2 separate regions of the Homo sapiens genome follow, and region 2 is linked to region 1. A link is a loop called in an ENCODE intact Hi-C map of the cell type or tissue named here. Cell type or tissue: GM12878. All regions are shown on one strand.

Evidence for each region. Hi-C counts contacts between places; a loop is a spot of excess contacts. Peaks named below come from ENCODE experiments on the same cell type or tissue, not always from the same donor. Only the 100,000 strongest peaks of a DNase experiment are listed, where the experiment ranks them.
Region 2: it touches region 1 in a loop (4-fold over the local background); 1 of 110 quality-filtered maps calls a loop at or near these places.

The regions. Positions count from the first base shown.
Region 1 is chr6:22,024,318-22,028,317 of GRCh38, reverse strand. The region is part of intron 7 of CASC15 (cancer susceptibility 15); the gene reads right to left. Among named protein-coding and RNA genes, the nearest start is that of NBAT1, 120 kb to the left of the region's middle. RefSeq lists enhancers at 481-1,192, 2,208-2,377. In GM12878, no CTCF peak of the experiment used is centred here; DNase peaks (open chromatin) are centred at 2,277 and 3,057; H3K4me3 peaks cover 1,585 bases; H3K27ac peaks cover 3,793 bases.
Region 2 is chr6:22,356,141-22,360,140 of GRCh38, reverse strand. It overlaps a transcript of LOC105374971 not described here. Among named protein-coding and RNA genes, the nearest start is that of PRL, 61 kb to the right of the region's middle. In GM12878, no CTCF peak of the experiment used is centred here; DNase peaks (open chromatin) are centred at 2,030 and 2,330; H3K27ac peaks cover 1,339 bases.

The DNA.
Region 1 (4,000 bases):
CAGCAACCACCCCTGATCAGGTAAGGTGGGGAGGAATGGAGAGAATTGACTCCAAGGTACCACCTCAAATGTAGCTAGGAAGAAAAGAAAGTATGGTGCTATGGTAAGGTAAAAATATCGTATCTCTATTTTTATTTTTTGAGACAGGTTCTCACTCTGTTACCCCAGGCTAGAGTGCAGTGGCACAATCACAGCTCACTGCAAGCTCCACCTCCCAGCCTCAAGCCATCCTCCCACCTCAGCCTCCCAAGTTGCTGGAACTACAGGGGGGCATCACTATGCCTGGATAATGTTTGTATTTTTTGTAGAGATGAGGTTTCACCATGTTCCCCAGGCAAAAATCATCTCTTTTAAGCCAACAGACCCAGATTCAAATCCTGCCCCAGCTACTTGCTAGTTGAACTGGGCAAGTGGATTAACTTCTGTTTTCCATTCCTTTCATGTAACACTTATCTATCACTGCATGCCAGGCACGCTTCTAAGTACTTTACAATTTAATCCCAACAACAAACAATTGAGGTTAGTTCTGATATTATCCCCACTTTACAAATGGAGAAACTGAGGCACCAAGTAGTCCTATACCTCGAAAGTGGCCAAGTTATCATTTGAATCCTGGCAAAATCATTGATTTCGGCGGTCTGGCTCCAAAATCCCATCTCTGAAGCTCTACATTGCCATATTTATAAAAGACTTACTTTTCAGTGAAATATATGTACAGTACCCAGCACAGTGCCTGACATTTTGCAGAAGTTGAATAATTTACCTCCCTTCCCTCACTTCTCCCTATTCTCTCTCCCCACACTGTGGGAGGCTGGAGGCAAGATTCTGCACACACAGAAAGGCAACTACGCCAATCCGCAAAGGCCCAGGGGCTCTAGGGCAAGCTAGAAAACAACCCTCTGTCTTAATCCCCTGACGCCTGGAACAAGAGCTCTAACTCAAACAGAGATGTCCGGCATTTCCAGCCAGAGACTGCCTCTATTTATTACAATCTGCATTCAAGGCACAAGGGCTGCAGACAAGCCTTAGGGAAACTGAAAGGTTTGTGATTTTTGCACTAGCAGCTGTATACATATATGTCTAACACAAACACAACACCCCCCCACCCACGTCTAAAACTTATATTGTTCCTACCAGAGGGAAAAATGATCTACTTTCCAGAACCTTCCATTTCCTAGAAGTTGGCAGAGTTTCTGTATCAGGCTGCGGCTTCTTTAGGACAGCCTGTATATTTCTGGGGAGCTAAAGGATGGAGTCTCTTTTGAAAATTAGTAAGAACAAATTAGGCCCAGTGGCCCAGGGGAGCTGTGTTGTAAAACATGAGAAAACTTTGTTTTCCAACTCTTTGGCAGTATTTTCATAAACTGATGACAATGAAAGGACAGAGATTATTTTTGTACATTGATATTATTCTAAAATATCATGGAGAAAGGTGTGAATGTTATCAGTTAAATGATTTAGTTGGGTAAATAGTGACTGCACAAAATAGAGGATTTATATCACTGGATTTTTCTAAGTACGCAATGAGGACATGTTGCTAATTATAAGAAGTTCACACATGCTACCACATAAGAATGCTTTCTACACAATCTTTCTCTTTCTCCTTAATTAATAAAAAGACCTATGTTACGCTACGGGAACATAAGAAAATTATTATGCGAAAAAAAATCACTATAATCAAGCATTGAAACTATCACTATCACACTGACCCTGAGAATTTGCTAACGTAGTTTAAAAGTAATTAAGAAGGAAAGCTAGCCTTCTACATTTTCAGTCTCGGTCACTGTGGCTACTGGGTTCATCGATGATTGCCAAATCTTGCAAAACTACAGTCCTCTTATCCATGTGGTTTTTAAAACTATAAGCTTCTATTGTGAATAAGCTTGATTTTCTGCTTTAGAAATCCATCAACTGCCAGTCTGTTCTCACGGCATATTGCTAAGAGAGACTCCACAAAGAGCCCAGGTGCATACACCATGAATCAAGTTCTTCATACATTTTAATTACAGTTTATCACAAGTGGGAGAGGTAAGTGAAGAAGGCTTCTTCATAAAATGTTCATTAGAAATGGCAATTTTCCATAGGGGAAACAAAGATGGCATCCTTCAACTTGTTAATCTGAAAAAGTCCCCAGATGTGAATTGTGCCTCTGTAAAAATCATATGCAAACCACATTTAGGCCTGTGGCTCAGCCCAAAACTTTTGAAGAGGGGAGTAAGGGACAAGGAAGGAAACGGAGTGAGCAGTGAAAGAGGAAGATGAAGTTTCTCAGACTTTGTGGACATGTACAAAACAGTTCTTTCTACTTACTATTTAAGCTATTACCCCCTTGCAGGGGGGAGGTTTGTTATCTCCTTAGCCATTTCAAAAGCCTTGGGAGGGAGCAAGCCAGTAAGGGAGTTTTTCTGTGTGTGTCTGTGAGTCAGCAGAAGCCGGAAGCCTTACAAAAAGACTTCAAACAACAAGCTGGAGAGCAGGACAATAGCTTCCACCTCCAGACAGTGAGAAATTGCATTATCCTGAGGGATCACGGCCACCCATGCTCAATGGAGATAAGTAAGAACATTCTCTGCTCTGGCCAATAGGAGATCTGCAGCTACAGCTGCTCACAGAAGCTCTGGGTGGCCTCCATTCCAGCGGCTCCAAAAGGTTTCAAGGCACAAAAACACTGCTGCCGGGTGGTGCTCCCAAGTGCAGGGGGTGGAGGGGAGAGGCTGACGAAGACGAGGGTGGCAAGCTGCATCCCCCCACCAGGTGCTCCAAATCCCCTCTCCCAGCTCAGGGAAATCACAAAGAGGTCTCCAGGCGGATTCCAGCCAGGCGGCTGGTGCAGAGCCTGTGCCTCACCACCACCCACAGCAATGAATGGAAACTGCCCCAGAGACTCCAGAAAGTGGGGAGAAATTCCCTGCTGAGCAGTTCAGTGCTCTAGGAGCAATAGTGTAATTAATGGCACTTACTGAAAGAGCGGGGCATTCCAAATTCAGCCACAAGGAAGAAAGACGCCTTACCACACACCCTACACAGCAGGCACAAAGCCCCTTGTCATGTTCCCTTTAGAGACTCAGGCAAATCTGATCAGGAACTGACATTCGCAGTACAGTTTTACATTTACCAAAAGGCATTAACTGTCCCCTGAGAGAAGAAAAAAATCTTCACATTTGACGGAAAGTTATGTGAAAGTTACAGTATGAGCTCACTTTGAGGATACCATAAGTCACATAGAGGAATTACCTGAGTAAAAACATTTATTTCACTTATTAATAGTATCTGATATCCAGTTTTATAGTACTTCTTATGTTTCCCATTGTCATAGGTTATATATATATGTTTTTAATTTATTTTGAGACAGGGTCTTGTTCTGTTGCCCAGGCTGGAGTGCAGTGGTGAGATCACAGCTCACTGCAGCCTCCAACTCCCAGGCTTAAGCAATCCTCCCACATCAGCCTCCCAAGTAGCTGAGACCACAGGCATGTGCCACCACACCCTGCTAATTTTTTTAATTTTTTTTGTAGAGACAGAGTCTCACTATATTGCCCATGTCGGTTATATTTTTAAATCTTTCCTTGCCTACAGCTAATATCTACATAGTATGTTTGATTGACAAGAAAAAAAAAAAACTAGTTGGAAAGTATCAGATATGCTGCTAATACAGAAATCTCATATTTGCATATAGTCCCCAGACCAAACAACCCCTCTGCAGAACCTAATGTTGTACAGAAACTCTTTTTAAAGAAAGAGTATATATTTTTATTTTCTTTATTTACATATATACATACACACATAAAAAGAGAGACACACTTATGAGTGTGTGTGACCGTGACAAGCAAGAAGGGATTCTAGAAGGATGCAGAAGATGGGAAAGGTAGTACTAGAACTGGAGCACTGCTACCACCTGAATGCTGACAATAACATTTCATGCAAAACCAAAATGGATGGAGGTTTTAAAAATTAAAATTAACTTGTCTGGCAACTAGTGCATTGAAGTGGAGGTTGAAAG
Region 2 (4,000 bases), 330 kb before region 1:
TGGTTAATTCCGTTAAATCATCTTTACTGTCTTATTCTCTTCTAACCAGTCTTTTTATATTGAGATCACCCTAATTCTGCCCAACAAAATTAGATCTTTTAGTAAAGACAACTGAAACATCATCTTGATAAATAAAATAAAATAAAAATATTTTCTATGCTTTACAAAGCCTTATCTTATCTCTTTTATAACACTGACCACATCCACCGTCTATAAGTTATCTGGCTCTCACAAGTCTTACCAACTTAACTAAATGCCTTTAAGGCTCAAACCTGGCACGTCTTCTCTTCTCACTCTATCTTCTCATTTTTGGCTATGGAGTAAGACAATGTTTTAACTTTGAAGCTAGTGCCGATTATTTTCCAAATTGGTAGTAATAATTTGTACATCCATCAATACATATCTTCCAAGGCCCCCATATACATCTGCATCAAACCATCAGAAGCAGAAGGAATACGTATGAGACCCTGTGGGACAGTTCAATGGCCTTTAAATATGCTATTTCCTCTCCCTGAGGGACCCTCTTGCTGCTTTTTACCTGGCTAATTCATACTCATCTTTCAGATCTCAGTAAAAATCACTTCCCAAGGAAGCCTTCCCTGATTCTGACGAGAGTTCAGGTCTCCGTCCCCATCTCATGTGCATGGATGACACCCTGCACTTCTCCCTCTCAACACTTGTCACAATTGTCGTGCAACATTTAACTGTGAAATTTGTTTCACTTCTCTTCATTCTACTGAAATTTTAGTTTCAAAATTATAAAATCCACGTGTATGCATACTCTGTACTGCTATATGTTCTTTGCATACAGAAGGACCTAATTGGATATTTATTCAGTGAGATCGTTTTATTAACGAAGAGAAAAAAGTCTCCATGAAATTTTGGATGCTATGTCATGCATGGAGTTACAATTGCCTAAAACCATTGGGTTTCTTTGTAACCTAAACTCTCATGCCTAATTATGTGGACCTAAGTACAGAACTATAAATGTATTTATTGCTTTTAAACACCATCCTATTAGATTGAGCCCACTCATTGGATTTAAATTATCTCCCACTTTCATATCATCTGATAAGGTGATAATCAAGTCACTGACAAAAGGGCTGATTAGGACAAAACTAGAGACAGGGCTCTGAAACCTGCCACTTGAAACTACTTTTAATTGTAGGATTACAATCTTTACCATGGAAGTTTTACTTCTTAGTTATATTGTCCTGATCATGGCTGCTGTTTTAAGAAGTCTAAAAACCAAATACCCTTACAATGCATATTAAAACCTAATTTCTCTTGTAAGGTCCAAAAAATGTCACTTTATTAATGAATTTTCACCTAATTTCTTTAGACAAAAATACTATCTGCCTTTTTCTCTATGCTTCTCAATTTTGTTCTTTCCATTTTTTTATGAAATAAAAACTGATTGTATTCTATCTTACATTATAGCTTATTGTTTGGGATCTCTTATTAGATTCCCATTACTTGAATTCAATTATTTCAGGGCAACAAGGGCTACACTTTTTGTATTGAAGTTACTATTTTTTTTAGTATCTCCACCATGCCAGGAGCTGTGCCAGGCATTTTATATCCACCATCTCATTTAATTCTTATTTGAGGTATATACCATAATCATTACCATTTCAGTGAAATAATTGTGTTACTTTACAAGAGGTGAAGAAATTGAATCTCAAAGAAGTTGTTTTTATTTATACATCTCACCTGGCTTTGGTCCTTGCTCATAGCATATATTAAATGAGTGATTGTCAAATTGAAACACAGAATTGACACCGATGGCCATTTATATGGAATTTTACTCTCCCAAGGATCATGCTCCCAAAATGATACTAATATCTTGGATTAGATGACTAGACTAAATCTGAACTGCTATTCCAGAAATGAAAGTTCCCTAATGCACTATTAATTTTCTCTGTCAAAGAGAGTATGCATTCTATATTGCTGCAGGCAAATAGGGACTTAACAGATGAGTTATTTGGAAAAACACTGTTTCAGGAAACAAAAGTATGCAAATTATGCCTCTTCTGTACACTTCAAGACACATTTTTAAAGAGGTAAACTTTTTCAAGGTGATGTGCTGACATTCTGAAATAATTTCTTCCCCTAGAGTATGCTGACCACAACACAGGCTTTTAAATAGAAGACCAAATAAGCTAAAATAGTGCTTCATAGCAGTAGTTATTATTCCTACCCAAGATTATTTTTTTCTAAAACTGATCTAGACAAATACATTGTGAGAAAGAGTAGATAATGAGAAATATAAGTGACTCAAATGGGGAAACTGCACAACAAATACATTTCTGCTTGAGAAAGCCACCAGATGCTCTGCTGGGGACTATGTTTTAAATAGAGACCTACACAAGTAAATCATTTCTAATCCAGTTTCCTTTCATAGGTGAGAAAGTTTAGGCCTAGAGAAGTGGAAATAACTGTTCCAAGTCAAAGAGCAGTTAAATTAGAATGCAGCCTGGAACTCAGCCTCTGGCCTGAGCTGCTCCAGCTGCCCCTCTAGTTGCTCCATCTCTGAGTCTCTGTCTCTTGTCTACTTCTTACAAGTTGATATCCACAATTCATGACTTACATATATGACTCCCTAGACATGGCAACCCAGACTTCTGGTGGCAACGTATGCCCTGTTGGCCTGTGCTGTTTATCTCTTGCATGACAATCTCATTTTCCTTGCCAAGATAAAGCCTCCTTCAGGTAGTGGTCCCATTTTACCATCTGTGCTTCCTATATCAGGTTGACCTAATAACTCTTCCCTCCAGGAAGCCCTGACTAGAAAGAATCTTTTAACAGATGCAACAAAACATAAGGAACTTTGGAATCAGAGATCCTGACTGTCAATCCTGCTTCTGTTTGTACTGTCTTCATACCTGTCACAATTTCTTAAGATTCCTGAGCCTCACTTTCTCCATTTTTAAAACAGGAGACATGATGACTACTGGGCATTGTTGTGATGGGGATTCAATGAGATAATGTATCAGTAGTGTTTATCCCATGGAAGATGATCAGCAATTCATAGAGGTTTGCCATTGTTGTCCTTAGGTTTAGGCTAGAAGTTTCCACTAGATTTTCTGAGTTGTCATTGTTCTGTGGATACTATTAGCAGAATATGTCCTTTCCAGAAGACTGGGAAACAATCTATTGGGAATATACTGGTGAGAGGTGACAGCGTGCTGCCAGCCCTCGCAGCTCTCGCTCACTCTCGGCACCACCTCGGCCTCGGCACCCACTCTGGCCGCACCTGAGGAGCCCTTCAGCCAACCGCTGCACTGTGGGAGCCCCTTTCTGGGCTGGCCGAGGCCGCCGGCTCCCTCAGCTTTCAGGGAGGTGTGGAGGGAGAGGCACGGGCGGAAACCAGGGCAGTGCACGGCGCTTGAGGGCCGGCGCGAGTTCCAGGTGGGTGTGGGCTCAGCAGGCAAGCACTCGGAGCAGCCGGTCGGTGGCCCCGCCAGCCCCTGGCAGTGAGGGGCTTAGCACCCAGGCCAGCAGTTGCGGAGGGTGCACCGGGTCCCCCAGCAGTGCCAGCCTGCCAGCACTGCACTCGAATTCTCACAGGGCCTCAGATGCCTCCCGGCGGGGCAGAGCTCAGGACCTGCAGCCCGCCATGCCTAAGCACACCACCCCCCACCACCCCCCACCCCTGCTCCTAGGTGGCCCAAGCCTCCCCCACCAGCCCCACCCCCTGCTCCACGCCCTGGTCCCATCAACCGCCCAAGGGCTGAGGAGTGTGGGCACACTGCATGGGACTGGGAGGCAGCTCCACCTGCGGCCCTGGTGCAGGATCCACTGGGTGAAGCCAACTGGGCTCCTGAGGCTAGTGGGAACTTGGAGAACCTTTATGTCTAGCTAAGGTATTGTAAATACACCAATCAGCACTCTGTATCTAGCTCAAGGTTTGTAAACACACCAATCAGCACCCTGTGTCTAGCTCAGGGTTTGTGGATGCACCAATTTGCACTCTGTATCTAGCTAATCTGGTAGGGAC